Linked DNA regions of Homo sapiens: region 2 is linked to region 1. The links are chromatin loops, found by intact Hi-C in ENCODE. Cell type or tissue: OCI-LY7. All regions are shown on one strand.

Region 1 (2,500 bases):
TACATTAAAGCTGGGACCGGGAGTCTGGGCCAGTCCTATACGACGACTTTGGAAGACCTCGAAGGAAAGGATAGCCTAGGAATCATCTCGTTTGGACCTCCCTCGCCCTACCACGTGCATAGTCTCTATGGACTAATGCTCTCTATGTATAGTAGGTTCCAGCGGAGTATAGGAGAGCTAAAAATAGAAAAATCCTTACTCGCTGGGACACAGGGAAGACATAGGAACGACTACGCTTTTTCTTTAATACCGAACCCAAGTCACTCTTGCACTTTATTGTCAGCACACATTCTGACTGTAAAAGCCTTTACTGCCGCCACGCGAGAGAGTTCGAAATATTGTTCAAATATTTCTGCACTTTAGACAAACCCATCTTATCAGTACAGAAGCTGGACTCTATACTCCATTCGGCCGAGGCTTGCAACCTGAATCAACGGCATCTCCACCTCTTTTGGAGATCCCATCCTTTTGTGGGGGAAGGGGTCTCGCTCTGTCGCCCAGGCTGGAGTGCAGTGGCGTGATCCGGGCTCGCTGAAACTTCTTCCTCCCGGGTTCAAGTAATTCTCCTGCCTCAGCCTCCCGAGTAAGTTGGACTTACAGGCACCCTCCACAACACACGACTAATTTTTCTATTTTTAGTAGAGAAGGAGTTTCACCGTATTGGCGAGGCTGGAACTCCTGACCTTGTGATCCACCCGCCCCCGCCTTCCAAAGTGCTGAGATTACAGCTGTGAGCCACCGACCCTGGAGATCCCATCTTTTACCAGGCTGGCTCCTGAAAGGGTGAGAAGCTGCTCAATGCACACGCGGGACAAGTCGGGAAATTAGCTGTAGGTGCACAGGATAGAGGAGGGAGGGAAGGCCACAAGATTTATTTAAAGATGTTCAACAAGAAGCGAGAGAGACACGCACCTGAAAACCTCTGAGCCGTGAAATCTCAGGAGTCCTATTTTAACTCGCGGACGAGTAGTTTCCGGTCCCTACTTAGCTCAGCCGCGAGTCTCTCTGACAGCACATCAGCAACTCTGCAAGCCCTTCAGTGCCTAAATGGATTTCGAACCTTGCTTGCATTCTGCTCTGCTGCGAAGGCTCTCCTAATTCCCCACCTCTAACTTGTCCCAACCCACATCCTGCCTCCCTGGGTAGGAGCCAGCGCCTTGCCTCTGGGGCTTCGCTAGAGAAGCCTAGGGCGCGGTCGTTTGCATCCATCCCTGCGGTTGCAATTCCCAAAGCCTTAGCAATTTGCCACTCTATCACAGGTGACTGAAACTTCACACTAGCCTTGCTCACCTTCATGACAACCTCCCAAACCCGCTTGCTTTGCTTTCCTTGCCACTTGCAGTGAGTTTTCTTTAGAGTGGAACCCAGATTCCGCCTCGAAGTTTTGTAATTTGCAACAGCATAAAGGGAACTGAAGAACATTATGTTAAGTGAAATATCTCAGGCACGGAAAGACAGACTTTTGAGTCAGCGGCCGAACTTTGTGCCTAAATTCTTCGCTGCGAACGATACCAAGATAAGCCCAAGCTATGGGACATCAGGCCAAGAAGTGCTCACACGCAAGACAGAACAAAAGTGGGAGAAGCAAAGCAAAACACTTCAGGTCGACCAAAAAGATTGGCAAGCGCAGGCAAAAGGCTAGAACCAAAATACTGGAGATCAGGAAGTGTGTGCACAAGTCACTGACGCTATAGGAGTAGCCAATATATATGAGCCTTGCATCTCATACCACATTTAGCCCACCCAGTCACCAGCACCGGGATCTGCAGCCTCTACTTGTCTGTCTGTTTAAGCCCTGCCAGCGAGTAGCAGAGCCTACAGCATGGTCTTCACTGTTCTGGACCCCTTGGTGCCTGCCATTCCCTGGGCTGAGGACACAAGTAGTGGCACTTTCTCAGGGCATGAGCACAGCAGTTGCTTAGCTTCTATCTCAGTCCTGGTGGCTAAAGTCAATAGTCATCTTTAACTCCATGGTGCAATAGGGACTGGCGCTTTCTCTGTATGCATTTTCCACTCCTAGTCATCAATAGAAAGAAACTTATAGTACAACCTGCAGAACAAGAAACAGTACAATGCAAGAATAAATCCCCAATCTGAGGTTCTCTGGTTCTTTTCTGGCTCAATCACAGTCACTCCCTTTCCCATTATTTCTTTTTTAGCAGGCTGCTCAAACTTGACATTAAGCAAACTGCTTTTCCTACAGGGCTATCTGTGCCCATACGCTATCCACTCCCCTCCCCTCACCCATTCCTTTCCACCACCACCACCACCCACACACATCGAGTCATTCTAACTCTTCTTATTTCCCAACAGGCTTCTGGGACAACAAATAATCTGTCTTGTTCTAGTTTACAAAGGTGAGGACAAGAGGATATTAAGGTGTCTAAACACTCCTGCAAGAACCAGAATTCAGAAGAAGAGGAAGTTCCCAAGTTAATAGTTGCTTTTTCAGATAATTATGTGTCCAGAAAAAAATATTTTCTTCTTTATCAAGGCATAA
Region 2 (2,500 bases), 170 kb after region 1:
CTATCACCTGCTGACATCGTAGCAGTTGTAAAGTAGCAACACATTCCTCATGTGTCTGTGGTGATGCTGATATAAACAACCCAATGCACTGTCCATCATGTAAGAATCTGTCTAGCACATGCATCACATAATACCTGATAACAAACAGCCATATACTGGTTAATGCTTGACACCACATTTTTCTAAACTATTATTTTAGAATATACTCCTACTATAAACAAAAGTTAACTGTCAGGCAGCCTCAAAAGTATTTCAGGAAGTATTCCAGGAAGTGGCATGGTTATCTTAACAGATCCCTTTCTACGTGTGTCAGTGCCCTGAAGACCTTCCACTAAAATAAGATATAGATGGGGGAAGATGGTAACATTCAGAATCTGACTCTGTGTAGGCCTAGGCCAATGTGTGTCTTTACATCTTAGATTTTAACAAAAATGTTTAAAATGGAAAACAAACTTAAAAATTGTTTACACAGAAAAGTTTACAGAATGACAATATGAGGAAAGAAAATATTTTTGTACAACTCTATGATGCATTTGTGTTTTAAGCTAACCATTATTAGAAAAGAGTAAAACATTCAAATAGAAATTAAATGTTTACAAAAACAGTTTACAAAAACAGACTCATAGACCAATGAAACATGATAGAAAGCCCAGAAATGAGGATGCGTACCTACAACCATCTGATCTTTGACAAAGCTGACAAAAACAAGCAATGGGGAAAGGACTCCCTAATTAGTATATCCTGTTGAGAAATCTGGCTGAGCCATATGCAGAAAACTGAAACAGGACCCCTGCCATGTACCTTATACAAACATCAGTTCAAGATGGATTAAAGACATAAATTTAAAACCTGAAACCATAAATGCCCTGGAAGACAACTGGACACAGGCATGGGCAAAGATTTCACAATGGAGACGCCAAAAGCAACTGCGGCAAAAGCAAAAATTGACACGAGTCCTAATTAAAGAGCTCCTGTACAAAGAAACTGTCTACACACAGGGTAAACAGACAACCTACAGAATGGGAGAAAGCTTCTGCAAATTATACATCTGACAAGGGTCTAATATCCAGCATCTATAAAGGAACCTAATCAAATTTACAAGAAGAAAACAACCCCATTACAAAGTGGGCAAAGGACATAAACAGACACTTTTCAAACGGAGACATACATGCAGCCAACAGATATATGAAAAAAAGCTCAGCATCAGTGATCATTAGAGAAATGCAAAACAAAACCACAGTGAGGTACCACCTGATAACACCTGTCAGAATGGCAATTATGAAAGTCAGGAAATAGCAGGTGTTGGTGAGGTGGCGGAGAAAAAGTAACTGCTATACAGGGTTGGCGGGAGTGTAAAATTAGTTCAACCATTGTGGAAGACAGTGTGGCAATTCCTCAAAGATCTAGAGGCAGAAATACCGTTTGACCCAGCTAACCCATTACTGGGTATATACCCAAAGGTATATAAATTGTTCTATCATGAAGACATATGCACGTGTTATGTTCACTGTAGCACCATTCACAAAAGCAAAGACATGAAATCAACCTAAATGACCATTAATGATAGACTGGATAAAGAAAAACTGGTACATATACACCATGGAATTACAATGCAGATATTACAAGAACAGGATCATGCCCTTTGAAGAAACATGGATGGAGCTGGAGGCCATTATCCTTAGCAAACTAACACAGGAAGAGAAAATCAAATACCACATGTTCTCACTAATATGTGTAAGATAAATGATGAGAACACATGGACGCACGCATAGAGGGAACAGCACATACTGGGGACTATCACCGAGTAGAAGGTGGGAGGAGAGAGAGGATCAGGAGAAATAACTAAGGGGTACTGAATGTAATACCTGGGTGATAAAACCCCTATGTACATGGGGTTAACAAACCCCCATGACACAAATGTACCTATATAACAAACCTGCACATGTACCCTGAAAAAAAGTTTTAAAAATTTACAGTAGCTGAGGCTAATTTACTATCTCTTTTTAAGATACCGTTATATAAATTTAACAAAGCCAAAGTGTAAAGCGTTTATTAGGTCTACAGTAGTGTACAGTCATGTCCAAGGTCTTCACATTCTCTTACCAGTCGGTTCCTCACCCAGAGAAACTTCCTGTCTTGCAAGTTTCATTCATGGTAAGTGCCCCATATTTTATGTCTTCCACAATTCTTTTATTGTAGTAATTCTACATTTGCGTATTTTGATACACAAATACTCACCAGTGTTACAACTGACAACAATATTCAGTACAGTATCACGCTGTGCAGGTTTGCAGGCTAGGAACAACAGGCTCTATCACACAGCCTAGGTGTGTAGGAGGTCACAGCATCCAGGTTTATGTAAGTAGACGGTGCGTATGCAGCAATGACAAAACCGCCTAATGACGCTTTTCTCCTAACACATCTCCATCATTAAGTGATGCCTGACTGTACATAATCACTTACTTTTCAATCTAAAAACTATATGTATCTATTGTCTTAC

Evidence for each region. Peaks named below come from ENCODE experiments on the same cell type or tissue, not always from the same donor. Only the 100,000 strongest peaks of a DNase experiment are listed, where the experiment ranks them.
Region 2: it touches region 1 in a loop (8-fold over the local background); 1 of 110 quality-filtered maps calls a loop at or near these places.

Annotation. Positions count from the first base shown.
Region 1 is chrY:19,540,693-19,543,192 of GRCh38, forward strand. No RefSeq gene overlaps it. Among named protein-coding and RNA genes, the nearest start is that of KDM5D, 200 kb to the right of the region's middle. In OCI-LY7, no CTCF peak of the experiment used is centred here; a DNase peak (open chromatin) is centred at 969; H3K4me3 peaks cover 2,500 bases; H3K27ac peaks cover 2,441 bases.
Region 2 is chrY:19,712,352-19,714,851 of GRCh38, forward strand. All of the region lies in intron 18 of KDM5D (lysine demethylase 5D), which reads right to left. Among named protein-coding and RNA genes, the nearest start is that of KDM5D, 31 kb to the right of the region's middle. In OCI-LY7, no CTCF peak of the experiment used is centred here; DNase peaks (open chromatin) are centred at 740 and 1,270; H3K4me3 peaks cover 1,691 bases; H3K27ac peaks cover 2,500 bases.